Regions from separate parts of the Mus musculus genome. Here all the other regions are linked to region 4. Evidence: chromatin loops called from intact Hi-C (ENCODE). Cell type or tissue: gastrocnemius. All regions are shown on one strand. Region 1 overlaps Spef2 (sperm flagellar 2). Region 2 overlaps Spef2 (sperm flagellar 2). Region 3 overlaps Prlr (prolactin receptor). Region 4 overlaps Skp2 (S-phase kinase-associated protein 2).

Region 1 (8,000 bases), 490 kb before region 4:
AAACTTAATTAAATTGATTAATTGATTGATTGTTTGACTGACTGACTAACTGACTGATTGTTTGTGACAAGGTCTAACTTTGTAGCCCAGTCTGACTTCAAACTTGTTATGTAGCTCTCTCTGTTCTTGAATTAACAATTCTCCTGTATTTGTCTCCTGAGTGCAAAGAATATAGGAATGCAATACTGTGCCTGATTCCCTAAGTAATCTATTTAAAGTATCTGCAGGCTATCAGAAAGCTTTAGAAAAGAAGAAAAAGAAAGCAAGGGCTGTAATTCAAATTTCAAAGACTAGAAAGAAAAATAGATTGCAAATTGGTATGATTGTCCAGGTTAGGTAGAAGCTGTCTAATACAAATGATTTAATATCACAAAAAAGAATGTTACTCCTCTTGCTAAGAAAAAATAAGTCCTTGGACTGGAGAGACAATTCAGTGGTTAAGAGCACTGACTGTTTTTCTTCCAGAGAATTCAGTTTCAATTCTTAGCACCTACATGGTGGTTCACAACCATCTATAACTCCAGTTTCCACTGGATCCAGTACCTTCTTCTGATCTCTGCTGGCACCAGGCACAAAAGTGATGTACAAATATATTATGCAGGCGAAAAAAAATCATATTCAAAAGTAAACCAAAAGAAGTCCTGGCCAAAGCCCATAAGTTATGAGAGTGAAGTTGGGAACAAGGGCCAATCAATCTTCACATCTCTTTCTCCAAAATGTAAAGGCTTTCTTCCCAGTACTCAAATGACTGCAAGACCTGTTCTCCCACATTCTCCCAAAGAGATTGATTAGTACAAATCAATATGGAATTTGGAATATTAGGAATAGACCAAAGATAGTCTATGGAAAAGGAATCATTGCCAATATCCTCATTGACAGAACCATAATGTAAGCAAGGGCACAGAAAAGCAACCAAAACAAAGGGTCCATGCTTGAGAAGACGATTTTCATTAGATATATGAGAGATATAGTAGCCAAAGGCTTTGGGAGGATGTCCAAAGCATCCAAGAGAAGACAAGGTCAGACGATCAAGGGCCAGGGCAGAGGCAAGGCTACAAAGAAAATGAATTGGAAGTTTAAGGTGGTGGGGGAGGGGCCTTACAACCTGTGCCTTTGGCATGTGGTGAACATCAGTTGAGAAGTGGCTCTTCTTGGCAGACAGGAAGTAGGTTCCTGAAGAACGATGAAAGCAAGTTTCTGTCTTTCCATCAGCAGTCCTCCTATAGTCAGCTTGAGATGTGCCAAGATTGTATATTAGCCCAAGTCAATGGGCCTGCCCTTGGTGGGGTAGAGGGTACTTGGTGTAGTCTCCCTTTCTCTCCCTTCACCCCTTTACCCACCACCAACCATTCCCTTAATCCAGCAAAAAAACATCAGAAGTAACCTGAAGCCAGGGAGCTGTGAGGCATCTGGAGAGGAGAACACATGTTTCTTTGCTCACTGTCTGTGTTCACATCTGCTTCTAGTGTTTTCCAATAAGCCCCATCTTTGAATTCACGTGAAAAAAAACATCCTCAGTGTGATGAATTTTAATTCCTCATGCTACAAAAGTTATCAGGTTTTTCACTGCAGGCTTCATCCTGTTATGGTGGCTGGAGTCTCACATGCACATGCACAAGCTTTATAAAAGCAAACCAAAACAATAATAAAGCTAAAAGAAGATAGATGAAAGCAGTCACTTATAATACTCTGTGATGGTGTAAGCATGCTTATGGGACAAGGTGGGGAGGCATTAAGAAAGCCTTCTCAGAACTAATGTGGCCTGAACCAGAAAAGTATGGAAAAATGTGCTCAGGAGACAAGCCAGGGCCAGGAATAGAGAGCAGAGATGTGTGCCAAAGCAGAGAAGATACAAAACCTGTTCAGGGGAGAAGCCAGGAGGAAGTAGACTTGAGTTAGAAGCCTGATCATGGAATGTCCAATAGACCCCTCCTCAACAAAGATAAGGTCCCTTCCCTGTGGAAGCTGAGTAATAATGAATCCTGGGCAGAAGTGTCATTGCCCTGGAAACTGTAGGAAGAGAGATAACTCAGGTGCCTCAGAGTGCTGCTGAGAAGGAAGTAGATTTGGAACTGAAGTGGGCAACAGAAGTGGGAGAAAGCATAGTTCAAGCTATAGTGTGGGTAAGAAAGGATCAATATCTGATCTTCCAGGTACCAAACTTATTAAAGCTCAAGAAGAACTTAGTTTAAATCCACAAAAGTCTTTACAGTGTGATTCATTTAGCTTCGCTCTGTGATGGATGCCACCTTAGCCATATTCACGAATTAAATAAAGCTTTATAAACCAAAGTATGATAGGTATAAAAAGTGGGCTTGGTTTATGTAAGAGCAATGTAGGTATAATGTATTAAAATCTCCTTTTGTCTTTTATTTATATTGTGTGTTAATTTTACACAGTAAGGTTCATTATGATCATGTTATGCATGTGTGTGACATACTATGACTGTGTCCCTCCCTCATCACTATGCCTCACGTCCCTTGCTCTTCCTCTTACTTTGTTTTCTAAATCACCCCACTCTGTGTTCCTGTATCTGCAAAATACAAATGCATATGAATAAAAAGCATAATGTTTCTCCTTCTGAATTCAGTTTCTCTTTTTAAATAGAACAAGCCGCACAATTTCGACTTGAGCTAATAAAGTTGAAAGCTTTGTCCGTCCTGGAAGATTTAGTAACAAAGGTGATTGATGTCTACAGGCTCATGGAAAAATGGCTTGGTAAGAGATATTTGAATGAAATGGCCAGGTAAGGTTTTCCTCAATCAAAAATAATCATACTCAATGCCAAAAATGCAAAAATTGACACGGGTGTTTAAGATATCCACAGATTTAAATTACAACACACGCGCGCACACACAAACACACTCACATACACACACACACACGTGCAGACACATGTGTCTCTGTGTATCTCTGTGTCTGTATCTCTGCCCCCGCCACCCCACCCGCACCTGTTATGAACACTCAAAATGAATACCACCATCACATTTGTGTAGAGTATTTTTCTGCCTGTCAGTGGGCTCTGCCACAATATCATTTTCACTCTGGGAGTTCAGTCTACATGGTAATATTGCATGTAATTTTAATCCAGGAGATTTCCAAATTATTTCAAATTATAATGAGTACTAGATCTAATTGTTCAATGCTCATCAGCTTAATCTACAAAAAGGACTCCAACTAGGCTATTCCACCAGTTTCAGCTTAAACTAGATTCTGCAATATGTATATTATAGGGTAGATTTGCCAAAAGTCTAGTAGTTGTTTGAGAATGGGCATCAAATTCTAAATGTTCACAGAAGCAATAATTACTATCTGTAAACAGTCTTTTTGTCTGGCTTTCTCCGCTCTCATCTTGAAAGTTTTATTGTTAAAAATCTTCAGCCCAATTGTTTAGTGCTGTTGTTCCACCTTTGAAAGTAGTAAAAAAAAAAAAAAAAATTCAAACCATTCATTTCCATCTGGTAACTTGCTACCACTGTGTATAAACAAATATTGTTGCTAGACAGCCAAGTCAATTGCAAGTAGCTTGTAGCCCTAGTCTCTGCCTGCCACGTATAAATGAAAGGGTTTCATCTGAGATCTTAGGATTTATGGGTTCCTTCCTTGTGTCTGTCCATTAAGCACAAATGGATGTTAATTCTGTGTGATATATGCAAAGTTCTCACATTTATGTTGTATCTGTCTCTACTTTCTGAATCTATAATGTGACGTACTCTGACTACAAGAAATCACACAACGTGAAGTTAAAAAGTAACTTTTAATGAGGGGTGGGGAGTTACTGTCAAGTCCCTTGGAACTCCAAATCTATTTTCCTGACCTTTCCTTTCTTCTTTATGGAAATGACTGCAGTAACCTTCCACTAGGTGGTGCACAGTCATTCTGGTCTGTGTGGAGATACCACCGTTCATTCACACAAACTCAGGTTCCAATGTACAAGAACACTCCAAACCACAAACTAATTAGCAAACACTGTATGGGAATTCACAAAGAGCACTGAGGAGTTGAGTTCAAGAGCCTTTTCGAGGACAGGAACTGATAATACTCCTGAAAGTATCAGCCCACAAATAACTGTTGCTCATCATATAAAGGGAGAATAAGTATGCGTTTCCTCATGATGTCTTCTTCATCAGATCAAGACAAGAGTTTTTCTTCATTCCATCAGTTTATACTTAATTATGTCTACTACCTAAGACACATTTAAAATTGCCTAGAGTTAGGCCATTAACTCTTACCCAAATGTGTGTGTGTGTGTGTGTGTGTGTGTGTGTGTGTGTATCCATCACCTGTGTGCTGCCCTGAAAATCATCTTAGAAGAGGGAGTAAATGTCAGTGGCTTAATTTCAAGGATAAACCACTCACAGCCACCCTGGACCATGTCAAGCACATGCTCTAGATGAGACCCTAGGACCCACTGTTACTTCCTCTAGCCATTGTAGCCCTTAAATGTAGATGCTCACAGACACGTGATCCAGCTTTGGATGTTGTACACTAGAAGCCACTCCTCTGCCAGGTGTGTCTTAAGTAACATTAAATCCTTTGACATAAAGCTAGAGAGCAAAGCAATTTTTGCTTTCTCTAGAGGTAAATAACCAAATTTGATTCACTTAAAATTTGATTCAATTTAGTAGGCTTTTTTCTCATTCAGCTTAGCATAAAATTGAACTATAATACCTTCTTAATAAGAGAATATTTTCATTTTTTATCTTTATAACTTTTTAACTTGACTTTAAAAGTTTTAAATGCCTATAGAATTGAACTTACCCTGTAATGTGTTAGCTTTTGTGTGTTTTATTAACTGTTAATCTAATAATATCTTCAATGGAGATGGCCTTGTTCATTTTTCTATTTGCAGTATACAGAAATTGACCGAATTAGCTCGCTACCACATTGAAACAGCTACAAAAATTCAAAATGAGATTTACTTAAGCCAAGAAGACTTCTATATCAATGGAGACATAAAAGTCTTCCCAGATCCTTCTCCACCAACCCGCCCACCACCAGTAGAAAGGGAAGAAAATGGTACCCTAACAATCGAACAGCTTGATAATCTTCGAGATCAGTTCTTAGACATGGCACCTAAAGGTAAGAAAGGAATTGCTGCTGGTGGGTTATAAAGATGATTAAAATTGCCCACAGTGGACATCACTTGGCCAGAAGACAACTGAGTTCTATTGGAACGCAGGGCACTGCAAGGAAACGGCACTCTGTTCTACCAAAGTTGTTTGCTATGTACTTGCTTGGTACAATATTATCTGAGTTAAGCAAGGAGAAGAGTCACGGTGACTGATAATCAGGCAGTGTAGCAGTGTGGTAGTGTGGCCAGCCCTGGTGACTCTTCTGTCTTCCTCCTCTCTTGGAGGCAATATTGGTAAATTTGATTCCATCTGACAACTGAAAAATAATCTTTATGCTTCTAAGTAGAGATGCATTAGGGATCTCAAGTTTGTGTTTCTGTCTGGGTACTGAGGGGATACTAAGAAGTAAAGGAATCCCTCATAGAATGTCCTTTTCTTTCATTGCTTCATAGATCTTGAGTAGAACCAAATGAGTTACTGGTAGGTACTTCCTAATTAATTTGCTCACATGAGTGCATAATTTTCCTCATACAAATTATTGAATCCCCTCCCATTTTATCATTACAATTCTATGCCTTCTGCTTTCCCACCAATTGTTGTCCTATGTCATTCAAACTGATGTGTATAGAACCATCATCTATAATCATTAGGGCTGTAGACTCAGTCACAAAGCAATTAAGCAATGTGTCTGTGGCCATGATCATTTTGGACTCAGCTAGTGTACTGACTAGATTTGTGTCAACTTGACACAGCTGGAGTTATCATAGAGAAAGGAGCTTCAGTTGAGGAAATGCCTCCATGAGATCCAACTGTAAGGCATTTTCTCACTTAGTGATCAAGGGGGAAAGGCCCCTTGTGGGTGGGACCATCTCTGGGCTGGTAGTCTTGGTTCTGTAAGAGAGCAGGCTGAGCAAGCCAGCCAGTAAGGAACATCTCTCTATGGCTTCTGCATCAGCTCCTGCTTTCTGACCTGCTTGAGTTCCAGTCGTGATTTCCTTTTGTGATGAACAGCAGTATGGAAGTGTAAGCTGAATAAACCCTTTCCTCCCCAACTGCTTCTTGGTCATGATGTTTGTGCAGGAATAGAAACCCTGACTAAGACAGCTAGTTTAAGGTTTGTTAATCTTATGTAGGAATTAAGTTGTCTCTTATAAATAGGCTTATTTTATTTCTCCAAATGTCCTCATTATTAGAAAATCATCTCTTTTCCCTAGAGATAGTCAGTGGGCTCTAATATAAATACAATCTCACGTTTTGAAAATTACTCACAATATTTTCAGAAATCCATAGAAAAAAACTCGTTGATAACTCTATAGTCTATAAATCTTCCTTGCTGTGGCCAATGGATGGCAAGGTGCACATGTGTTTCCTTGGGTGAACATATACACTGACATGTGGGAGCACATCAAATAGCTTGAGAAGTCATTATACCTCCAATGAGTAAAAACACACAGTGTGTCTATGGATAGATTTACTTTGCTAGTATTTGGACAAGATTAATGTGGGTGCCAACAGGTACCAAAAATCCAACTTTGTCAAAAGGCAATTCACAAATCCTGTTACCTTCTAGCAAAGCAGACTTCATCCTCTTTCCCTGAATGGATTTTACAATACCCTTTAAATTTCTATTTTATTTTATGTGTATGTATGAGTGACTGCATGTAATGTATACATATAACCATTGCATAACTAGTGCTTATGGAGACTATAGACAGGTATCAGATGCCCTGGAACTAGGGTCAGAGACAGTTGTGAGCCACCTTGCACAGCACCAGGGATTGAATCCAGGTCCTTAGGCTAAGTGCCATCTTCCTAGTCCCTACTGTCCCTTTTACCACATCATTTCATTTTGAACTTATATAAATGTTCATTTTGTTCATGCTATATTTTTTATATAAAGATGTGTGTGCAATTCTAAAATAATGCATGCTTTAAGTTAAACCTTCAGAACTATGACTGAGAGGAAATAGTCCAATTAGTAGCCTAACAGAAAGGATTTGGAAGCATTTCAGTAGGTGAAAACAGACTTTTGAAACTTATAAAGCATTCATAATTCCTTTCAAAAGGGATCCCAGTATTCATGGTGAATATTATGATACATTCTTCAATATATACTCAAAATCCAAGATTACATTCCAGCTAAGAGTTTAAAATTAAATAGCATATGACATCTAGTTGATCAGCATTTGAACTCTAAAAACGTTGGAATAAAAGTATATCCAGATATAAATTTTTCTCTGAGTATAATAAAGTACTATCATCAGACAATGATGAAGCACAAGAAAGATGTCTTGCTCACTGTTCTATTGCTGTAAATAGACACCATAACCATGGCAACATTTACAAAGGAAAGCATTTAGTTATGGCTGGCTTACAGTTTTGGAGATTTAGTTCAATAGCATCATGGCAGGGAACATGGCAGCATGCAGGCAGACATGATGCTACAGAAGTAGCTAAGAGTTTTACATCTGGATCTACAGGCATAAGGAAGAGAGGGACACTGGGCTTGGCTAGGACTTTTGAAACCTCAAAGCATACCCCCAGTGACACACTTCCTCTGATCCTTCTCAGGTAGGGCGACTTCGTGATGACTAAGCATTCACATATATGAGATTATAGGGCCACTTTTATTCAAACCACCACAAGAATTGTCAGGGAAGAAGGAAAGTAAGTAATAGCTAAAAAGTTTAAAGGATAATTGAAAGAAAACAGTTTGCTGTGGAGGCCTTTAGAGTATGATATGAAAAGTGTAATATTAAGCAGTGGAAATTTAAGAAAGAGCCCATGAGTGCAAAGTAAAGGAGAATTTTTATACAGTGATCAAGGCTGGTCCAGAAAAAAAAATATTAACGAATCTAAAGAAGCATGGAGTGAGTTAGTGACAAGGGCACAGAGGGTATTTAAATTTAAAAGAACACACTTTAA
Region 2 (8,000 bases), 480 kb before region 4:
AAATCAATAACTCAAAAAAAAAAAAAAAAAGTTAAAGGCGCAGCCAGTCTTTGCCTCAAACACAAAAGACATTTGGCATTTTCCATACATACAAAGAGACACAAAGCAAAAAGAAGAAGAAGAAAAAGAAGAAAAGAAAAACAGGCTCATTCTCCTGTAATTCTCTAAACCTGCTTCCGTGCTTAATGCTTTTGCTTCAATACTTCAGTGGAAGCTGCTGCTTCTGGGAACTATTTCAATGCCAGCTTTCGGTGTGTTTTCTCTAAGAGTGAGCACACTGGTGACTGTAGTTATCTAGAGTTGCTATACAACCAACTCTTGTTCCTGAACAACTCATAATTCTAATTGCAGTGAGTATCTAACAGTGCCAAACTGATAGAATTTTCTTTTTAAAAAATTAATCTTTGAACAGACTTTGTCATTGAAACTGCCATCCTGTGGAATCTGAAAGTCATATGCTTAAATACCTTGGACATTGAATAACAAGGTCAAATATTAAAATGATTCCCCCGTTTCACACTAAGGTGACCATATAAATAATTCCTACGTAAACTGAAAGTACCGTTTTGCATCAGTTTGCTTCCTAATGTAGCCGTTAGAGACAAGACAAACATACCTTACAAATATCTCAATTTGTAAGTGCTTTGTTACTCTTTGCAGTTTTAATAGATTTTGTTTGTGATCCCATCTTGAATAAAATAACTGATTTACTTCTAATATCTGAAACCCAGTGTGGCATTATTTAAACCTTTATTTACAGGGACATTTTTACCCATGAAATTGTTCACCCTCACTAATACCAAATACTTCAGTAAAATTAAAACAACATAAAGTTCATCACGGAATTACCTGTGGATGGCTAATTATTTCAAAAGAATAAGGGTGGACACTTGCTACTCATAACACTACCTTACAAACCCGGAATTGTGCATGTGGTTTGAACCACTGACATTTTTAAAGGGAGAGCTGCATTTCTCTGGAGATTAGAAAAAACAATAAGGTTCATGTGGACTCTCAGACACAGGAAAAACTCAGATATAAGTGGAAACATTAGGATGCTGTGTCTAATCTAAAGAACAACTGCAAAAAAGAATGACTCTCTACGGCACACCTCCCAGATACGTGGATATATATAACTGGTCTCCCATAATTCTAAAAGGTACCACTGCTGGCTTTTTGTTTGTTCGTTGTTTTTTTTTCTTTTTTAATTTTTTTGTTTTGTTTCTCTCTTTCTAGTGCATGTGCATGCAGTTTGGAATAAGAATCTAAGTAGATGTGTCTCTTAGATATGTTAAAATATATTAGTGTACAATAGCAAGGCAGAGGGAAATACAGTGCCATTATATGGCTAACTGTCACCGTCAATGTCATTGACTTGGCCATCCAAGTCTCCCTACAGTTACAAAAGCAAGCCATCACCAACTGGAGGACAATCTGGGGAGAAGGTGCTACCTATGTTATGGCTGTCATCTTGCAGGTCTGGAATTGAAATATGAAATGTTTTGCTCATGTGTCCAATTGGATACAATAAAATTTAGTGATGCTTTTAAATTTTTTAACCTGTTTGAAACAAATATCAAAGGTTTTTGTTGTTGTTGTTATTGTTGTTGTTGTTGTTTTCAGTACAAGATTTCTCAGTGTAAAAGTCCTGGCTGTCCTGGAACTCATCCTGTGGACCAGGCTAGCCTCAAACTCAGAGATCCTCCTGACTCTGCCTCCTGAGTACTGAGATTAAAGGTGTGCACCACCACCATCATGCTGCCATAAAATTTTAACCTAAGAATTATGCAATTTTAATATTTGCTCAATTAGAAATGACTGTTATTTTTTTTCCTGGACCAAAGAAAGAGGACATTTTACAGAGATAACAAAAAGAACATCAAGAATTTTTATTTTATTTTATTTTACTTTATTTTATTTTATTTTATTTTATTTTATTTTATGTTTCTAAGGTAGCTTCTTTCTCTCTAGAGAAACACAAGACCAAGTAAGTAAGAGAGTTACTAGGCATTATTTCTGTTTTAGCAGAATAAACTGTAATTCCAGTAAAAATGGTAATAAATAAATAAATAAATAACTGTTTCACTGTGTTGTAGGCATAATCGGAAATAAAGCCTTCAGTGACATTCTGCTTGATTTGATTACCCTAAACCTTGGAACCAATAACTTCCCTAGCAGCTGGATGCACCTCAGCCAACTGGACGTAAGTTTCTGTTCTGTTTGGCATCTAAAAGGCCTTAATGCAGGTCTTACTTGATGAATCAATAGTTCTAAGGCAACCAGTTTGCAGCATTAGCAAGAAACCAATGACATTTAAATGAGTGAATGATGTCGGAAGTAAGCCATGCTATTGATGACTAACATTTAACCATTTCAGACACTGGGAGATGCAACCCAATTACAAGTGGTTTACAAATACCTTAACAAGGAACAGAAGCTGAGTTTTGAGAGTGCTTGGTTTTCATCATATTTTCATTGTCAAGACCCTAGGAAGTTTAATGTTTATATTGCACTACCCTGTTAATATGTTACTTCCCCAGACTTTAACCTTCCACTGGTTAAAAGACACCAGGCTAACTGACCTTAGTGAATTAGATGAGCAGGGTACACAAAAATCACAAATGTCAAAACAGTTGCCTGGTGTGGCTCCGTTGTTAGAATAGAAAACGAAAGTAAACCCAAGTCAGAACTGGCTCTGGCTGCCAAGGTGAAATCCCTCTTCCCTTGGCACCAAGCTCTGAAAGCCTAAGTGGGAGTAGCTTCAAGTTAGTTGGCCAAACTTCCCAGTGAGAGCCCCTATGTTCTTCCAGTTGCAGGAGATCACATCTTTATTAACAGTCAACACAGAGTTCGTGGACTGGAGGAAGTTCTTGATGGTCACAGCCATGCCGTGGCCCATGGCCCTGGAGGATGAGCTTCTGGACACCCTGCAGAGGTTTAAGGCCCTGGATGAAGCACAGACAGGCACCATCACCTACGAACAGTATAAGCAGGTAGACCAGTTCTCTTAACAAGTACCCAGCTCACTGCTGACACATCACATTTCTGGCCACTCTCGTGCTCCTAAGAAGCTCATACATAGGCAGCACAGACAGAATCAAAGTCCAGGACAGAAGTTTGGCTTCCATACCCAGGCAAAGCATTAGGAAAAAAATATTAAAGTAAAAAATTTCCTGCAGAACTAAGGGTCCCTAATAAAGTCACAAAAATCTTCATTATTTTTCTCCTGAGTTCTCAGCTAGTAATTATTCCTGTGGCTATATATTAAAACCACATGCAGGGCTTTAAATGATCCACTGCCAGGCACCCTATACTCCCAAGGAATGGGAAGGGCAGGAATGAAGAACTTGGTGGCCTTGGATGCTTCTGTTTTGCTCCTTTGGAATTGGGTTAGTGGATGGTGCGACTTGTTTTAACTGAATGAGCTTAAAATGTACATGAATATTTAAGGCAGAAAGGGTCTAACTGCTATCCACAGGAATTCTGAATATTGGAACGTGCATGAAGGAGCTCATCTAAGAAAAGTGATGGTAATCCAGAACATAATACCTGCTCATTGGAATTGGTTGGCAGAGTGTCACTGGAGGCCTGTTGTACAACAGGATTGGGGAATTTTGAATACAGAAGCTAGACTCCAAATAAAGAAATTAATTGGTCAATAGGATTATAGATAGATAGATAGATAGATAGATAGATAGATAGATAGATAGATAGATAGATAGATAGATAGATAGATAGATATTCTAGTCATCCGGTCAGGTATATGAGCATTTAATACATTTGTCCAGAATTTGAATGTTAGGATTAGTGTTATAATTCTCTAACTGACAAGGGTGCCTAGATTACTTGTCTCATCTCTACTGACTGAATGTGCCTTGTTCACCCTTCCACATCACTACAACTACAGAGGAGGGGATCACTTAGAATAGGGCTCAGACTTAGAAGCAGGGAGATGACCTGTAGCAATTTATCTCCCAAGTGTTTCATCACTGAAAGCTGACAGATCTTCCTGTCTTGCCTTGTTTATAATTAGTAGCTGACATCCTTTTGATTAGTTAGCCTAGAGCTTCCTGTGCTCACACACAAATGAAGCAACACGTGGATCCTAATGAGTTTCTCTATGGCTGATCAGGATGCTAGTTTGGCTAATTGAGCTCTGATGTATGCACTTGTCAAACAGTGGGTTAAGAATATTAGCACTGCTTACAATTTGCTATGACGACTTCATTTGAACCTGAGAACAGCAGAACAGAATATATGCTGAGTTCTGCTCTGTGTGGCTTAAGATGTTTAAGAAGTGGGCAACTGAACAAACCTTAAAGTTGTTGATTGACACAAAGTATCACATTGAACGTCTTTTACAAACAACAGAACAAATGTTGCTGGCAGCATTTCCAAAAATGCCAATCCCAAACAAGAGCCATTTATCAAAAGCAGGACTTTCTTGCAGAATGATAGACCAAATGCACTTAGGAGAACACAAGTCCTTACATGATCACTGTCTGTGTTCTGGGAATAGCTGATCATTTTCCTTTACTTCCTACTCCCAGATGCCCTAGGACACTGACACTACTGCATGCCTTTTTCAGATTTCCAACCCTTGATGGCTCACAAATACATACATACATACATACATACATACATACATACATACATACATACAAGCAAATGGGGAAAAATAAAAACCATTTCTAGAAGATTTTATATGATCTATTGAACATGTCACATTAGAGCAGTAATGCAACATAACTTTGGTGCTGAAATAGAGATTTCTGGGAAGAAGGAGATGTCTACTCTGTCTTCTGTTGTTCTGTCCCTCCCCTTTTACCAATTGCAAGTTCACAACAGCCATCTAGAAGTATGCTGATTACTGCCACTCCTAAGTTGTTCACAATCTATTCTGTGGCTAAGTAATGACCATAAAGTCTTTGTCTTCGCCTTCTGGTCCTGATGTCACTCTCACAAGCTGTCCTCTGTAGAGGTATTCTCAGACTATGGAATTGTATAATGTAGAGACATTCGGCATGTAGAACTATATACCTTTGAAGCATCAGCTAACTCATCATTTACCTGTAAGAACTCATGGTCACCATAAGTGCAATCATTCAGATGTTCAAGATCAAAAATAAGCATGGTCCAACTTCTCTAAGGAAACATGAGTAGTCTACAAGTTTTTGGTCGCATTTAGCTTAAGAATGCAAAGAACAGTTTCATGTTTTAAAGAGAAATAATCTATGAATCCAGTGAGGTGATACTCAGTTGAGTGAATGCTACATCTAACTTAAGCACATTACTACATAGCTGTGGACTTAACATTTCACATGAATAACATTTTATGGATGAGATTCTTGAGCTGTTTTGTATAATTTTGCTTGCTATGTCTTCAAGGCCATTGGGACTTCTCCACCAAGTAGCTTGCTAATAATATCACCAAGTATATTTTCCTGTCAGATACAGTATTTTTTTTTCTGTTAGTTGTGGAGTCTCTCCTTTTCACTTTAGAAAAATCCCATGCTTCACTTCTGCTGGAAACCCAGGGCTACCGTTACCATTACTGAAAGTGCTATAATCCTTGGAAGGAAGAAAAGAAAGAAGGAAGCATAGGCCTGAGTCCATGTGGGCAACCTTGTGGATCTTGGTAGTAGATACTGTTAAGGACTTGTTATGACTCTGACAGACAAGCTAGGTATAAAAGCCTTTCTCCCTCTGTCTCTGTCTCTCTGTCTGTCTCTGTCTCTCTGTCTCTCTGCCTCTCTGTCTCTCTGTCTCTGTCTCTCTCTCTCTCTCTCTCTCTCTCTGTGTGTGTGTGTGTGTGTGTATGTGTGTCAAGTGCTTAGCAGTGCATATGGAATCGAAGGTGTGCCAAGGTTTTGCTATAATCCAGTTAGGATGGTACATAAAGGAAAGAGATTAAAGAAGCCTCTGCACAGTAGTGTAATCTAAACCTGGTGTAGAAATAAATATTGACTTCTATGAGTAAAATAAGAGTGTAGAATATCCTTAGTCACAAGGAAAATATTATCTAACAACCAAGATCAGACACTGGATCTGAACAGATAATGATATGACAACCTTGAAGGTCGCAGGAATTTAGTAGGGTCACATAAAAAAATGCTGAAGCAAGTAGGAGGGAGACTGGAAACAAACAAAAAGACCAATTTTGAATTTGCTGAGTGGCCAGTACATGGGAGAGGTCATGTGGCTGTATAGCTAGGTGGTAGCAGTGGACATGGGAAGAAAAAAGAAATGGTGGAAGCATTGCCAAATGGGAATAGCAAGAAATGTCCAGGATATGAGAACTGGCAACTCTGTCACCAACAAACACACAGACCCCTCCAAAGTGTAGCCATCAGGAGCCTAGGCTGCTGTTGTAACTTCCAAGTGTCTTTCACATTCCACACACTAAAGCAGAGCTAACACCTCCATTTGGGGGCTTTTTTCTGTGTAACACGTTCTCGTTTGATGGCACCAACATGTACTTTATCACATATGAAAATCACCATAATAAAATGATGGCATTAAAACAAATGCAAATGCACATGTAATATTTCATCCAGACTCTCCAATGTACACTGTCTTTTGGAGATCACTAGGTAGAAATTAGAGCAATGTTTTAATCTTTGGTTTTAAAAGAAACTGTAATATCTCTGCAGAATATGTTATAGATATACATTATATTTTTTGTGTGTCTGTGTGTATAGGCTGGTCTATGGTTTTCAGGAGATGAAGATATAAAAATTCCAGAAAATCCCCTTGAACCCTTGCCATTCAATCGACAGGAGCATCTTATAGAGGTAATTACTCTTTCTTTTTATTCTTATCATTGATTTTTGAGATGGTTATTGTTCTGTAACTCAGGCGGGTGCCCAGCAAGTTCAGCATCCTGACCAAGCTTGAACCTTTTAGTACTGAGGTTACATGTGGCAGCCATAGTATCAGCGCTGACCATGGATAATATTTTCCGTGCTGTATGGAAATGGTGATTTTCTTTATGTTCTTCTACTTGAGATGTAAAGGTTCCTCTGGTTCCACCCTTGCTTCTTAGAGACTTGGTTGTTTTCTTGACTCTTCATTCAGGGGAGCACTCCTCATAGAGAAAGTCTAGGGGAGGAGGAATGTCAAAATGACCTCTTACCTAGGTGATTACTGGAAGCTTTCATGGACTCTCTTGGATAGCAGGGTTTTTTGTTTTTTGTTTTGTTTTTTCATCTATCTAGTAAGCCATTCTTCCAATTCTAGAATTCTTCAACATTATCCCAGTTTTAAAATAAGATTCTGTCATTTTACAATATTTACTTTGTTCACTTCCTTTGATTTTGTTAAACACAGCAAGATTTGCATGCAATATCCATAAGTACTCATGTTCATAAGTAGCTTGCTGTCCTCAGTATGGCATCAGTAACAGTATTAAGTCTACTGCTATTACCGAGGACACGATAGATATAAAGCCTTAAAATCTGAAGTCACTTTGACTTCTGTATAAATGATTGAATATATGTACACATACATGTATACGCTAATGTAGCCACATTCAGTAATACAGTAGAAAAATCTGAATTTGTGAATTTAGACAACACGCAAATTCTCTCTATATCTATATCATCTATATCGATATCTATATCTGTATCGATATCTATATCATCTCTCTCTCTCTCTATATATATATATATATATATATATCTATATATGCTGTACTTGCATATATATATATTCAATGGTTTGGTTTCCAGTTAATCATTAGCTCAAAACTGCAATGCAAAATTGGACATTACTTCTTCCTAACATTTAAGTAAGCAATCACACAGTTAAATTAAATTCAATTTTTAAGATGTTTTACTTTATTTTTGATATCACAATTATATCACTGTCCCTTTACATTCCTCCCTCTGAACCCTCCCATATACCCCTCTTTGATCTCTTTCAAAATCATACCCTCTTTTTCAATAATCATTGTTATATACATATATGTAAACACAAACATATTTCTAAATATAATTTAC
Region 3 (8,000 bases), 1.2 Mb before region 4:
GCCTCTTTTCTGGGTGTCTCTGGGCTACTGCTTCCTTCCTCCCTTCCTTCCCCGCCTCCCTTCCTCTCTTCCCTCTCCCTTATCTTCTCCCTTCTTGCTTTCTCCCTTACCTTGATTCTATACAGCCTTAGACCAATGATCTTGTTTTTAAAATTATATTTTTATTAATTCTTTGACATTTCTATATATGCATATGATATATTTTGAATGCATTAACCCCCATTTATCTCTCTAACTCTTCCCAGATCTAGCCCTTATCGCTACCATTTCTCTCTCTGTGTCTATGTCTCTCTGTCTCTGTCTCTCTGTCTCTGTCTGTCTGTCTGTCTCTCTCTCTCTCACACACACACATACATACATACACACTCATGGACACATATATACAAAGTGTGATTTGTGCTCTTTATATACTTATGAATATCAAGCTACCCATTGGCTTCTGCTTGACATACCAGGGGCCATGCACTTAAGAACAATTTATTCTTAGTTCTTGAAGCTTCCAGCTGTTAATAGTACTTCACTTAGATGTGGGGATTTAGGAGCCCCTCACATCTCCGCGATAGACTGTTATCTGGCTTGATCTTTTGCATGTCATGGTGAAATTATGAGTATCATGGTGCTGCCATGTGTCCAAAAGACAATGTTTCATTCTAGTTTCCCTGGATCTCTGGCTCTCACAATCTTTCTATCCCTTCTCCCAAAATAGCCCCTGAGCCTTTGTGTGTGAGTTCAATGCAGATGTCCTACCTATGGCTGAACAATCTACAGATTAATGGTCTAGTATCTTGTAATTCTCCCTTTTGCTGTTTACTGACTCTCAGTCTTAGTCTCCTTTTGTATTTATGCCCTGACCTCCTTTCTTTTTTTCTTTTTCCGGGCAGGTGACCTTGTAGTTCTGCAGATTTTCACAAAGCGGTATGGTAAGAGAAAAGATAGAGGGTCATTCCACTCTGAGTGGGGAGAGCTGTTCCCACTCTCAGGCTAGAAGAAAGAAGGTAGGCAGGATGTGAGGTGGCCAACGGTATGAGATTTTTCACTTGCTTAATCTCCAGAACTCTTTGCAAGCTGATCTCCAATTCTCATGTTTGGTTGTTATGTTGAAAGGAACAGAATAATGCTGGGATTTTGTCATGATGCTGTCGGCTTGGAAGGCCAATTATAACTGATGGTATATCTTATTTTCCACCCCCCCCCCCATTTTGCCTTGGTGTTAGCAGCTCAGGGGTCTTCTATATGTTCCCCCACATTTATTCAATTTTTCACAAAGGCTCACAGGTAGGAACTTTAGCTACTCACCCATCCAGCAGATCAGGTCAGGGGAATCATGGCAAAGGGATCTGTATGAACAGGAACCACATTTCTGTACGAAATGTGTTAAGGAAGAACTTAATGGATGATCTAGTATGGTGTACCAAATGGGGCCATGGGCTGGCCAGCAAAGCATCACAGTAGCTTAGAACTGCTGAAAAGAATCTGTGTGAGCATTGTGTGGATCTACCAATATTTGGAGCATTGTTCATCCTCCAGGGAAGATTTTGTCAGGATAGTGCTTTTGGGAGTCATTGCAAAAATACAAGGTTTCTTTTGCTTGTTTTATTCTGCCATGGGTGAGGAGAAGCAAATTATGTAGAGAGAAATATTCATTAAAAAATCTCATCAATCCTAGGAGGCAGAGGCAGGCAGGTTTCTGAGTTTGAGGCCAGCCTGGTCTACAGAGTGAGTTCCAGGATAGCTAGGGCTACACAGAGAAATCCTGTCTTGAAAAACTAAGCAAGCCAAACAACCTTCTAGGGGGGAAAGGTAAGGCTGTGAAATGATGTGAAATGACAAGTAGTCAAATGTTACTTTCATGTCCCTAGAGGAAACAAAGTTTATGGACTATCTCAGTGCAATACAAGGGATATGATACAAGTCCAAGAAATGCAGACACTTGCCTATGCTGATTCCATATACACAGATAATGCATAACATCCATATAAACATATCCAGAGAGAAATACAAGCAAAGGCATAATGATGGCAATATATTGGTACACACACACACCCCATATATATACACACATATGTACACGATATACACAGAGGTTACTCATTGGTATTCACATATACACATATATTCACACAGAAGCATTTATAGCCCAGTACTATAAACAGTTGGTATGTACATTGTTACATTCAGAAGTACACATGTCCAGAAAGACATAGAAGTAGATAGGGAAACCTATGTAGATAATCACACAGCTTTTCATTTAGCTCTGAATTTTGTTTCTCTGAGTTGCACACATACTGGAAGTGGCTGCACTTCTTTCTCACCTTGTAATAGCAATCCTGTGTGTTATTTTATGGTTGTCCAAAGGTATTTTCAAATGCATTAATCCATCTGAACTATGTGAAATATAACTATCCTCCTTTGGAGAAATTAAAACCACGGAGAGACACACAAGTGGTTCAAGTCATGTAGCTGGCAACTGTAAGAACCTGGATGGCAAGTCCATCTCCAGTGCCCTCTCAGTGCCCTCTCAAAATGGGGATGGAAGAGAGGGGGTGCATGATAAGATCAGGCATTAATTTTAATGCAGAAGTGTGGCAAATAATTTAGTAGCAGCACATGACCCAGACGTCTTCCTTTCTCACAGCTGCATTGCAACAGACAGAGACAGCCTCTCCACCCCCCCCCCCCCCCCCCCCGATAAACACTTCAGGCAAGGAGAGCAAGAAGAGAGTCTCTTACCATTCAGGAGGCTGATGCTGAGGACAAGCAGCATGTAAGCAAGTGCAGATGACATGTTTTGCTTCAGGCTGGCCCTTCTTCTTGCTACAGGCAATAGATCAGAGGCTCCCTGGAAGAGAAAGCACCAGGTGACATTTGTTAAATGACAACCGCTCAGGCACATGCACCATTTACTTTTATTCTGGGTGCTTGCAACTGGTTCTTGCTCCTTGCTTAATGTGAGCGACAAAACAGTGGGAAGAGAATCTAGTAAAATGTAACATGGGATGGCTTGGCTAAGAAGCCCTGATTCACACTTGCTGGCAAAGATTTCACCACAAGAGGTCGTCAGACAACAGTGTAGAGAGTTCAGGGGAAGTCTCTTCAGGAAGACAGTTCAGGCTGTTGGCTTTTTATTTTATTTTATTATATTATTATTTTATTATTTTCTGCATTCATCTTTCCACATGATTGTTTAGCTGTCTAATAGCACATCACCCATTTATATAATATAGACTGTGCTCCCCACAGGAGAACCATTCATGGAGGGTTCTTGCTCCAGTATCCAGAGCATAAACCAGGTCAATTTATCGATCCTGCCAGATTGAGAGTGGGATGGTCAGGGTGGAGGTTCCTGTCTAAGTTCAGGCTGAGAAGGTTCAGGAACTCTCCAGGGATATGGCCATGGCTGTGAAGCAAACCTCATAATGAATTTTAGTGGCCCTCCGTGTGGCTTCTTTCTCCCTTCTGTAAAGCCCCATAACAAGAGACAATGAACAGTAATAATTCAAACCTCTTGGGTTCAGGGTATTAAGTCAATTTTGAACTTGCAGGGCTTGAGAGTTTTGAGCAATTTATTAATATTATTATTTTTACTCTTTGGAACCGTTTTCAAAGCTTCTCAAGTTCCTGCCTTTTTAAGAAAGATTTTAAAGACTTTTTTTATTAAAAAAAAAAAGACTCATTAGTCTTATTAGACTTCAGACAGTGCTCCAAAAAAACAATAGATTTTGATGAACGACATATAAATTTCCAGAAGCACATGGTTTTCATTTCCTTTTAAATTTTATTTTTAAATCAAGGGAAGAACATCTAGGAGGCAAAGTTCTCCGTCATAGACTCTTCAAGCATTGTGAAGAGATGTGTGATGAGCCCCCAGAGGCACAGAATCCATCCTCCTGATCAGGGGATGTGCTCTGTCTGCCAAATACATACCACGCAACGGACAGCTTTCTGAAGGTGTAGAACACCTGCCACTACTGCTGTGGAATCACTCAAAAATAGACATTTTAACGACACTGGAAGCTTGGGGTACGCACATACCAACAAGCGGTGCCCTTCTATCGAATGTTCTGGTTGAGAACTGAATCCAATCCATTAATGGGCTCAGCAAAGTTCTGGAGACCTTTTGCTTGCTTTGCCTAGATTCCTTGCAAATACACATCTAGGTAGCACAGTCTCAATCTAACCTACTTCTTTTAATCTCTCAGGGCCATCCTCTTTAAACCAAGTGCTCAGCAGCTTCTGATAGGTTTTAAATAATGAACTTGTTCTAACAGGCACTGGTGTGAGTTCTTCCATCACTTGAATTTTATTTTGTCTTTTTCATGGCCTCATAAGGAGACATTGGTTTCCACCAGCTCGGTTTAACAGGTACAGAGACTGAGTGTAGAGAGATTTAGTAGACTGTTATCCACACGCTGACAGGAGAGAGAGAAAGAGAGAGAGGGGGAGAGGAAGAGGGAGAGGGAGAGGGAGAGGGAGAGGGAGAGGGAGAGGGAGAGGGAGAGGGAGAGGGAGAGGGAGAGGGAGAGGGAGAGGGAGAGGGAGAGGGAGAGGGAGAGGGAGAGGGAGAGGGAGAGGGAGAGGGAGAGAGATCTGGCAAGTCCCAGAGCATCTGAGAAATCAAGAGTTGTGTGATACCTGTGACAGACAGTGAAACTGACCCTTCTATAGAGTGATACATAAGACAAGAGCAATTGACCCATGGAGAGAAAAATACCTGGTTACATGGGTAAGCAGGAGCCAGAGAGCTAGGGTAGACAGAGGTCATCAGTTATGGCTCTACTCGTTCTTAAGGGTGTCTAATGCTGTTGATCTTATTTGTGTATAACCTGGGAAGCGTTCTTCATCTTGAACATACTTTAAACTCAGCCTGGCTTGGGAGTCAGATTCTGCTTCCTGGCTGAAGGTGCTCTAAAATATCCCCGTGTTAAAACTTCCCTCCTCCTTTGGGCATCACATAAAACAACATCTGAGATCACCATGCTATAAATCACCCTTCGTGGGTGAAATCGGGAAACCTCTGCCAGACAGGTCTATGACTGTTTTGCAAATGAAATACTCAGATAGGAATCCAGGTAGGCAGAAGCCAGAGTGGATTTAGTTATTTGTTTGTATTTCCTCTTCTGCTGGTGTAGGATCAAAAATCCTTCTCATTAAAGTTGTAAAAATGCTTGGTGTTCTCATTAGATAACTTTTTTCTACATATGCTGGAATCTGGTCACACCCATGCACTTCCTAATGCCCCAAGCTGCCCGTGTCAAGGAATTAGACACATTCCCAATGCGTTTTTGACAGTGACTTCCCAACTCAATCTTCACCTTATCCTCTGGCAAGGTAACCATGATGTGGTAAGAAAACTTTCAGAGGGAAACAAAATGGCCACTCATTTTGGCTATGCTCAATGTTAACCCCGATCGCACAGTACATAGTTCTTTTGTCCTAGCATTGAGCACACCCTCTCCTGATCCACAGACAAGATTTTATGGTAATCAGACACAAGACTAAGTGAAGTTTTTTTTTTTTTTTTTATCTTTCTGAATCCATTCTTCACTGCAAGCAGATCCAGGTTGAAGGGAGCATGGCCCTCCTTATTGACTGCTTCAGTTGGGGTTGGAATACCGATGAGGACCCACAACTTTGCATGATGGTATAGTGCAACTGCTTCAAATATCTGGAGTCCAGTTAGCAAAACCTGAGCCTTTCATACTCAGCTTAAGGTCATCTTAGGGTGCACACATCCCCATCTCTCTAAGTATGACTGTGATTGACAAGTGAAAAGTCTGTCTCTGAGCAGGTTTACAGTGAGTTCCTAACTTTCATCTGCTTTGTCCATGCCCATCTGATTTGTCTTTCTCACCTCTGGATTCTCAGACTCTCTCATCACCATGCCACTTTGCATTACCTTATTCAGACTCTTCCCATGCCCCATCCTGCTGTGGCACAAATGCCAAGAAAACTAACCATTTTCCCCTAGGTATGCCTTGTGCATCAACAGTGGTCCTACTTAGACCCACTCCTTCCAGAAGCCCCTCTTTATTACTGTTCTCCATTAAACCAACCCTCTTCCATTGAGGTCAACAGCTGAGTTTGCAATCTATAGTCCGGCTCATTCTTTTGGGAACCTAGAATGACTCCTTCCTAGATGGAAAACTAGGCAGGGTCCAATGGCCTACAGTATTCCCTCCCATCCACATTGTGGAAAGCATCCCAAATAATAGGAGACAGTATTACCTTCAAGAGGTAAATAGGACAGATCTGAACTCTCACCAGATCACTGCCTGATGTTAGCTTTTCTGATGTAGTCCTTTCTGCTTATACTTCTCTGCATGCTTTGGCCCACCCACCACTGAGATTATCAATTATAAAAGTCTGAAGGAAGGCTTAACTCTCCCATGATGTGGGATTTGTTTCCATCCTTTGGTGCTAGGAGATACTTCCAGTTTTCTTCTCCATGCTGCTTTTTTTTTTCTTTTGTCACTGTGGTCTCTCTATTTGACTCAGTCTCCTTAACCCTAGAATTGTTCCCAGTAAGCTCGGCAGAATGTCTAAGGATCTTTTTAGCTCTTATAAACCTTGTCTTTGATGGACAAAGACAATTTAAGACTTACTTGAAGAAGAATAAATCTTAGGTATTTTGCAATAAGTTATCATCAAGTGAATAGCTCTATGCTTCCACCTAAGTTGCAAAAGATCACAAAGAGTAGCCCAGAAATCCAACCAGTGCCTCCTCCTGATCTCTACCCCATGCCCAACAGTACTTCCCAACTTCCTGTAATAGAATCGCATCATAAGCATTTAATGAATGTGCGTATCCAGTTTCTGTCATTCTACCTTGTTGTATGATACATTCTGGTTGTTGTATGTAGTTTCACATAATTTATTTTTGTTTTATTTCATTTATATTTTGCTGAATGTGATACTGTAATTTCTACATTAATTCTACTGTTAGGGTTGTTTTTGGTTTTTGGACAACTTTAAAAGCTGTTTGAGAATTTCATATACATATACAATACATTTTGATCAAAGATGCCCCCTTTTCCTCCCCACCAATTTATCACCAACCCTCCCTAACACTATTCCTTTCAATTCATGTGCTTTTTTAAAAACCAAACCAAACCAAACCAAACCAAACCAAACCAAACCAAACCAAACCAAACCAAACCAAACCAAACCAAACTCACTGAATCCACTTAGCGCTTGCTACCTGTACATTTAACGTTGTAGGGCAATGTGGCAGAGAACAGAGAACTTATCAGGGTAAAAACCAGACTCTCCCTCTGGTAGCACTCAAGACCCTCATAAGAAAGCCCTGCACACATAAAGCTCACCAACAATGGTTCTTTACTATAAGCACTGAGTGTACTGCCAGCCATACATTCTTCCACTAACCTAAATCCATTTCTAACATTTCTGTCTCCCAAATGTAAAAAAGCCTCCATAATTTGTAAACTAATATTAAATAAATTTATCTATTAAGTGTTATGCACTGCTAGGTACATCCTTTGGGCTCCTCTGCTCACTGGATCACCTCAATTGCCCCCAGTACTAAATGGCCAGAGGGTGAAATAACTGGGTAAGAACCTCACATGTGCCCCTTGATTCTCAGGAGTCTGACTTTTCTTTCCAATACAGAATGCTAGCATTTAATTTTGAAAACAAAAGACATAATCTTCCCAGGGGGAAGAGAAGAACAGAAGGGATTAGCTGTTTCACACCATGCTGAAGATTAAGATTGTTGTACGTTGGCTTTCAGAGCAATAACTCCAGCTAGGAATAAGGGATCTGCATTTCTTTTATTAAAATGAATCTAGCGCAAAGATGCTTACACCACAGGGTGGTAATTTATCCTCAATTAAAATTTCCAGAAGATCTGTCTCCCTGTGCACCATCCTAAGTTGGCTGCCATTTGGATAACTGCTCAGTGGTTTAGCTAGATCATCATGGTTGTGTGAAAGCTACTAGCAATAGCTATGGAGACACTTTAAAACATTCACTTCTGAGTTTGC
Region 4 (8,000 bases):
AGGAGTTAGCTAGAAGCAATTTGTTTTCTGCTCAGCTCTTTCTCCAGTATTTAAAAGGGGTATTTATTTGTGCTCGGCTGTCATGTGCGGACAGGAAGGAGTCTGATGGAATCTGAGTGTACTTGTGTGAGTCACCTCACAGGGCCTCTTTTCTCTCGTATATACAGCTCTTTCCGGGTACAGCACATGGACCTGTCGAACTCAGTGATAAATGTGTCGAACCTCCATAAGATTCTGTCCGAGTGCTCCAAGCTGCAGAATCTAAGCCTGGAAGGCCTGCAGCTCTCAGACCCCATTGTCAAGTGAGTGACACCTGAAGTATGTCGTGAACACAGTCGCTTTGTGTGGCAGCGTTTCTTGTATATGACCACAGTGTCCTTGTGTACGTGTCCAGAAGGACAAACCAAATAACCAGAACTGTCTAAGATATTCAAGACAGCAGACACTTGAATGCTGACCATATGCCAGAACCTACTCTAGGTGTGAGAGAGAAAAGGGGTCAACAGTATGTGGTCTGCGCCTCCTTCATGGGTGAGGCAGATAACTACAGGGCAGAGTGTTGGTTAAATGCATTGCTGGCTATGTGGCAACATTCCGGGGGAACTGATTGAATGCAAGAAGGCAGGCTTCTCAGAGTACTGACTTGCAGGCTGGCCACTGACGATATTCAGGTAGGAGATCTCCAAAGCGATAGGACAGTAGAAGCAGCCTCAGGACAACTGCTGCTGTTCTGAATGCCTCACTAGCTGCTAGTAGCTGGAGCCTACACATCAGGGAGATGAGGAGGATCATGGCTATAGAATAATGGCTTTCTGTGGAGCCTCTGGTAGTTTGCAAAGAGGCCATGAAGCATGGTGCATCATGATTCTGGGAATGGAAGGACCATGTCAGATTGCAATGTACTTAATTAATTTGCTAGTTCCGTGCATGTGAGAACATTGCACTAGTCAGATGAGAAAAGAGGAAGCCTGATAGGAAAACCGGAACAAGAGTGAGAGCCATGCCAACCTAAGCATAATTCTGAGAGCAAGCTGTAAGTTCTCGACCTTTCCCACTATGTGAAAACTGAGGCACAGAAAGGCCAGATCGATTGTCCAAGTTCACACAGTGAATCAAACCAAACCAAGAATTAACTCCAGAACAATAGCTCATCACCACTAAGGGTCCCTAAGAGGAGAGGGTGAGCCTTTTAACATAAGAGATATATATACTCACTGGTGTTTCTTGTACATTTATGCTGCAAGTTCTTTGCAAATCCCTCAGTACAATGTGTCATTTAACCTTCTTCCCAACCCCAGCAAGAAGATGCTCTCGCCAGTTTGCAGATGTGTAGCCAAAGCAAGCCACTCAGCTGTGACTAGTGAAATATAGATCTTTTTTAAAGATTTATTTATTTATTTTTATGTATATGAGTGCACACTGTAGCTGTACAGATGGTTGTGAGCCTTCATCTGGCTGTTGGGAATTGAATTTAGGACCTCTGCTCATTCCAGCCACCCCGCCACCCTACCCCACAACCCCTGCTTGCCCAGTCCCTGTTGGCTCTGGCCCAAAGATTGATTTATTGCTATATGTAAGTACACTGTAGCTGTCTTTTGACACACCAGAAGAGGGTGTCAGATCTCATTATGGGTGGTTGTGAGCTACTATGTTGTTGCTGGGATTTGAACTCAGGACCTTCAGTAGAGCAGTCAGTGCTCTTATCCACTGAGCCATCTCACCAGCCTGAAATATAGATTTTGAAGCCCATTTCTGACTACAGTTGCACACACACAGGCACACACACCAGGACTCGCCATTGATGCAATGCATTCTTCCGGCATTTCTCTTTTCTAGGACTCTTGCACAGAATGAAAACTTGGTGCGACTAAACCTTTGTGGGTGCTCTGGGTTTTCTGAATCTGCCGTGGCGACTCTGCTAAGCAGCTGCTCCAGGTAGGAAAGCTCTGAGCTGTCACAGTGAAGCTTTGCCTCTGGGTGTCTGGATGGAGTGGCTCCACATTCTTGACTTGAGCAGTGTGGTGTCTTTGCCACTCCAACTTTCAGGCTAAGCTCAGTTTGTGGGGGTGGGGGGGGGGGGGAGGTGTTACCGTTTGTAACTATGTCTCCTTAGTGATCACTAGACGTTGACTTTGAAACTCTCTTGAGGCTCTCCTAGCAGGAGAGAATGGGGAGAAAGGCATTGTTAGAGCATCCTCTGTGGGTTTTAGAGGGCATTTGTGTTGATAGCCGTCTGTGCTAACAACAATGTAGCTTTGAGGAAGAGACATTGGAGCTACAGTTTCCAACCTGCATTCTCAAACGGAGGCTGGGGCCTTTGCCCAGATGACCGGGGACCTTTCAGTGTGTAGGAGTTCAGAGAAAGAAATGCCTTTTCAAATGAACAACACCAGGAATGGTCTGTGCACGCAGCGGTCAACAGTCTGGCTTCCTGCGTTTCCCTTGTCCTGATGGACTCATGCTTCTCTTCTCACCCTTCCTTCCTGCAGACTGGATGAGCTAAATCTCTCCTGGTGCTTTGACTTCACTGAAAAGCACGTGCAAGCGGCTGTGGCACATTTACCAAACACCATCACCCAGCTGAACCTCAGCGGCTACCGAAAGAACCTCCAGAAAACAGGTTAGAGCTTCTTAGGCCAGGGCCCACCGAGGCTTTATGGTGGCCCACCAGGGCCCACCGAGGCTACCTGCTTGTCTCCCTTAGTCCGGTGTACCGGTTGTCTGGGTCTTCAGCCGAGGGACTGCTCATCAGAAGAGTTAGGCAAAGGCAAATAGCTTCTGGTCTGGGAGCAAGCTGTGAGTCCAGGGCCTAGACGGCGAGTGCTTTAAAGCTCTGTGTGTGTGTGTGTGTGTGTGTGTGTGTGTGTGTGTGTGTGTGTCTACTTGAAGACCAAGGTCAACATTGGGTGACTGACCACCTCAGTAGTTCTCCATGTTTCTTTTTTAATGTTTCCTTGTATGTGTGGGTTTTCTGCCTGTATCCCATGTGTGTGCAGAGTCTGTAGCGGTATCAGACCTTCTGCAACTAGAGTTAACAGACCCCTTGTTGTCTCGTGTGCTCTAGGAACCAAACTCCTGTCCTTTGCCAGAGCAACAAGTGCTCTCAGCCACAGCTCCGCCTTTTGAGTCCTTCTACCTTATTTTATAAGACCAGGTCTCTCAGTGACCCTGGAGCTCATTGATATTGCTAGACTGGCAGGCAAGCATCTATTTGCCCAGTCCTGAGGTTATAGGTAAATGCTATGCCGCCTAGGTTTTTGGGGGGTTTTTCGTTTTTTTGTTGTTGTTGTTGTTCTTTTTTCACAAATGCTACAAATCAAACTCAAGTACTTTACTGACTGAGCCAACTCCTCAGTCCCAGAACTGTTTTTTTGTTTTGTTTTTTGGGTTTGTTTTTGGTTTGTTGTTGTTGTTGTTGTTTTGGTGTTTTGTTTGTTTGTTTTTTCCTGGAACTCACTCTGTAGACCAGGCTGGCCTCGAACTCAGAAATCTGCCTGCCTCTGCCTCCCAAGTGCTGCTCCACCACTGCCCAGAAGAACTGGTTTTACTAAAATAAAATTACTATGCAGACCCCAATGTAAATGTAGGTAAATACAATAAAGTCAGCCCTCTCAATCTATGGGTTCTGTATCCAGATTCAACCATTAACAGATCAAAAAATAATCAGGAAAAACTACTGTATCTGTATTGAACATCTAAGAACTTTTCTCGGCATGAGTCGCTGATCAGTTGAGTGTAACACACAGCATTTACATCATATTAGATATAAGTAAGCAGACAAGAAGATGTGCATAGTGACTTCAGTGCCCTTGGATTTGAGCATCCAAAAGGGAACCTGGAGTCATTCTCCCAGGGATACAAAAGCATGCCTTGACTGAGAAGTGGCTTTTATCTAGGAGCAAGCTTTGCTTACAAAGGAATGGTTTTGACAGTCTCAGGGCAGGTGTGCTGCTGCCATCTAGTGGTCAGCAGCCAGAACTGCTGCTGAACAGCACAGAAATCCAGCAAAATTGTCAACACTGTTAGGATTGAATAATCCAACTAGAAACCTGATAAGTTAGCATTTACACCTTCAACTTTTTAATTCATCTAAAAGACAATGTGGGTGAACACAGGCGTTTCAAGTCAGGTGGGGAATAACCATAGTGTTGGTCAAGCTGACACTTGGCTGTTTTTGTGCTCTGTGTGTAACACTGAGAGTCTTAATTTGTACAGCTAAGAGGTTGCAAAAGGAATGGTGTTTGTTGTTGTTCTTGTTGTTCTTGTTACTCCATAGCTCAGCCTTGGGCTAATATTCAATCTAGCTGCATGAAGCCAAATCAATTTAGGTACTAAAATCAACCCCGCCCGGTGTCTTGAGCGTGTTATTAGCTCACCCTGGGGAGAGGTAATTTACTTATTATGTTTAAAAAGATGTGAACCAAACATCTTGAAATGCATCCTAACACTTAGGTTGTATTTGGAAACTGTTTGTCTGGGGCTTGAGAAGAAGAAAGATCTGTCAGGCTAACATAATTGGTCTTCATGAGTGGTCTGAGATCTACATTTGAACCATTGTCATTGCAGGTGCCTGTCTTCAGACAGAGAGGCAGAGTAGACCTGTAAAACTGCAGCCATGTCTTGATTTCCTATCACTCCTTATGCGGTACTTCGACATTTTTCCCTTTAAACACTTTATATTCTTATAGAATAATTATATGGCTATTCTCAGAAATCAAGATGATATAAAAATACACAGAGCAAAACAGACACACCACGAGCAGACTTCCTGAATGCTATGAATGAAGCTAGAATGGAGGGAAGAGAGTAAGGCGGAGTGGGTAGGTCGCCTGTAGCAAGAAGGGACTGCCTTTGTATAGAACGGCCAGGGAGGACCTCTGATCCTATAAACACCTGAATACATAGAGGTTTGTGGAAGGACATTCTGGTGCAAGATGTGGTGACCAAAGAGAAGACCTCTTATCTAAATGAGAAATACGTAGGCGCTTGTGGGAGAACATTCTGGAGCAAAGGACCATGGGTACAAAGGCCTTTGGTGTGGGAGCTAACCTATGAGGTGGAGCAAAGGACCATGGGTACAAAGGCCTTTGGTATGAGGTGGTAGCAGAGGTAAGGCCGCCAACACAGTAGGAAGGAGCTGTGGCTATGCTGAGCGAGGCAGTGCTGTGACCTGACCTACCCTTGAAACTATGCACTCTGGTGCCACATTGAGAAAAGGCTGGAGGTGGGGGTGTTGGGGGAGGGGCAAACAGGGAGGACAGTTAGGAAACTAGGGTGGTAATGGCTGAGGTGCTAAGAAAAAGGATCAGATCTGAGCACATTTGGGACTGGCATAACAGGATTTGGTGACAGCAGACTGGGTATGAAGAGGAAGTAACACAGTTAACTGTGATCTCATGATCTCCAAAGTTTGGCCTAAGACACTGAACCCATGACATTATCAGGTGCTGTGCAGTTTAGGACAGGGACAGAGCCAGGGCAGGAACGGACTGTTTTAGACATAAATCTGGGTGAGTGCCACATAGCCAAATCAGTATGTTGAGAAAGATTTGAAAATACAAAACTAATATAGAGGAAATGTGACCACAGATACATCTATGAGAGTAATCACTCAAACATTACGTGGAGGTATCTATTTTAAATCAGTTACATTTTAAAAATTTGTTTTCCATTTAAAAAGTACCTCAGTTTATGTCACTGTCACCCTCCTACAATTTCTGCACAGTGTATAATCCCAGTGCTCGCTCTAGTGGCAGGCAGGTCACAGCCTGGCATGGTCCCTTCAACCCTTTCCTTTTCTCTACTTGTAGGAGGTTGTGTGTTTTGGTGAAGATTACAGTGCACTTTGTGTGTATTTTGTTTTGTTTTTCATGCAAAACCTTTCCTGGCATTTGTTTTCCACTTACTTGTTTTGGAAAGCGGAGGCTCTCAGGGAATGTATCATGGCCAATGCATGATGATCAGAGGCCTTGCTGGAGTCTGTTTCTCCTTCCACACCGCACTTGTGAGGCCTGATGGCTAGTGCTTCTGCTGAGAGCATCTAGGCAGCTATTTCACTAGTATCTCTTGCTCCACCCTTCTGCAGATGTTTATGCTCTTGATGTATTGTTTATCCTTTTTATGTTTTTTTTTTGTTTGTTTTTTTCGAGACAGGTTTTCTCTGTTTAGCCCTGGCTGTCCTGGAACTCACTTTGTAGACCAGGCTGGCCTCGAACTCAGAGATCCGCCTGCCTCTGCCTCCCAAGTGCTGGGATTAAAGGCACGTGCCACCACCACCCGGCCCGTATTGTTTATCCTTAAGACTATTAATCTATTTAGCTTATGTCAAACACACCATTTTTCCGACACTTCTATATGATTAGCATGGCAGAGCTTTGTTTTATTTTTGAGGCAGAGTGTGACTATCTAGCTCTGGTTGGCCTAGAACTGGCTATGTAGTCTAGACTGGTCCACCGTATGCAGCAGTTCTTCAGCCTCTGCCTCTCTGCCCTGGGATTACAGGTGGCTTTTCTTTGTGTGGACACTCTCTACCTAACCCGAGAGTCCGCAAGTAATTCATTGAAAGTTGCATTTATAACCCAAACATATATGGAATTTACTGGGTTGTAATCTGAGTTGGAAACTCATTCTTACAGTTATGGCAGGACAATTTTTTAATAAGTGTCCATGATTCCCCTCACTGAGCTGAAGAGACCTCCTGGTAAGCTGCTGTTTGCCTTTATGGACTGGCATTTGGTTCTATTGGGGTTTGTCTTTCTGTTTTCTGTTATGAATTGGGATTTCCTGGTCTTTCCAGCCAGTTACTTTGCTACATAAAGAGTTGTAATCCAGGGGTTCCCACAGTTCCTTTAACATTTACGGCAGATTCCCAGGTGCTCTCCTGGATGCCCTCGGCAGGAAACTTCTATGTTGGGACAGTCCTGTGTAATGTCAAACTTCTCTATCTGCCTGCCTCAGATGCCCCATACGTCCTCCTCCTGCCTTGTTTAACAGTGACCATGACCATGACATCTGTTTGCCTTTTTCTAGATCTTTGTACCATAATTAAACGATGCCCCAACCTCATCCGCCTCGACTTAAGGTACTGTTTTAGATCAAACTTTGGAGTACATTGGCTGTTTGTGAACTGGGGGAGGACCTAAAGCAGGGATTAAGCAGCAGTACTCTCGACCATCATGGTTTGACTCTTCCTTTCGGTTGCAGTGACAGTATCATGCTAAAGAATGACTGCTTTCCAGAATTTTTTCAACTCAACTACCTCCAACACCTCTCGCTCAGCCGGTGCTATGATATAATACCTGATACTCTACTGTAAGTATGATTTACATTTACGCTGGTGAAAAAGCACAGGCCAAAACTCGGTAGTAAAATCCATCTTTAGATGGATGAATACATGTTCAAAGCATGAACATTGATATTGATGTGCCACAAAATGCCCAGGAAAGAATATCGAAATAGTTCACAGAATGTCCAGTAATCCTGAATCGACTAAGCTTATTAACTAACTAACAGCTACTGTCTTAGAATGCTATCCTAGTGTCTGTGAAGGAGGCTTTTTCCTCTGGGGCACCCACAGAGAGCACGGAAGGCATGCCCAATGTGAGTGGGAAACATCTCCCATTCATTTTTAAAGCTCACAGGGAATTCCTGTAATCTAATGATGGGCATCTCGGATCGTAAGAAGAGGTGAGAAGAACTGGTCTATGAGAGCCTGATGTTATCTGAAAAGAGGGCATCTTATGTAGGTCCATGAAAGTTAAGAATCTCATGCAGGCATTGCTTACTTCATTCCAAAGTCTTCCTTACACCAAATAAAAGTGTACAGCAGTTTCACTGCAAACCACTAGGGCTTAGAACCTTGCACTCTCCCGGGTATACTGCAGAAGAGTCATCTGGCTTAGAGGAGAGTATGGTACTATTTATCCTACTATCAGAATGCCAGTTTTTAATTCTTCCTACCTAGAAATGGTGAATTTAAAAACAAATTATTTCTCAAATGA

What was found. A loop is a pair of places that touch in the nucleus more often than their neighbours do. Peaks named below come from ENCODE experiments on the same cell type or tissue, not always from the same donor. Only the 100,000 strongest peaks of a DNase experiment are listed, where the experiment ranks them.
Region 1: a loop joins it to region 4, with 10 times the contacts of the local background. A loop is called at or near these places in 6 of 42 quality-filtered maps.
Region 2: it touches region 4 in a loop (3-fold over the local background); 6 of 42 quality-filtered maps call a loop at or near these places.
Region 3: it touches region 4 in a loop (14-fold over the local background); 3 of 42 quality-filtered maps call a loop at or near these places.

What each region holds. Positions count from the first base shown.
Region 1 is chr15:9,604,255-9,612,254 of GRCm38, reverse strand. It overlaps Spef2 (sperm flagellar 2), which reads left to right. Exons shown (of 37, transcript NM_001305042.1): 29 at 2,608-2,746; 30 at 4,853-5,082. Among named protein-coding and RNA genes, the nearest start is that of Il7r, 78 kb to the right of the region's middle. In gastrocnemius, a CTCF peak has its summit at 3,849 (motif pointing right); no DNase peak of the experiment used is centred here.
Region 2 is chr15:9,591,506-9,599,505 of GRCm38, reverse strand. It overlaps Spef2 (sperm flagellar 2), which reads left to right. Exons shown (of 37, transcript NM_001305042.1): 31 at 2,097-2,203; 32 at 2,811-2,993; 33 at 6,702-6,794. Among named protein-coding and RNA genes, the nearest start is that of Il7r, 66 kb to the right of the region's middle. In gastrocnemius, no CTCF peak of the experiment used is centred here; no DNase peak of the experiment used is centred here; H3K4me3 peaks cover 780 bases.
Region 3 is chr15:10,309,004-10,317,003 of GRCm38, reverse strand. It overlaps Prlr (prolactin receptor), which reads right to left. Exons shown (of 10, transcript NM_011169.5): 3 at 2,731-2,839. The coding sequence starts at 2,785. Among named protein-coding and RNA genes, the nearest start is that of Gm41269, 45 kb to the left of the region's middle. In gastrocnemius, a CTCF peak has its summit at 3,049 (motif pointing right); DNase peaks (open chromatin) are centred at 3,036 and 3,363.
Region 4 is chr15:9,116,172-9,124,171 of GRCm38, reverse strand. It overlaps Skp2 (S-phase kinase-associated protein 2), which reads left to right. Exons shown (of 10, transcript NM_013787.3): 5 at 168-302; 6 at 1,837-1,935; 7 at 2,490-2,620; 8 at 7,030-7,081; 9 at 7,204-7,311. Among named protein-coding and RNA genes, the nearest start is that of Skp2, 20 kb to the left of the region's middle. In gastrocnemius, no CTCF peak of the experiment used is centred here; a DNase peak (open chromatin) is centred at 3,954.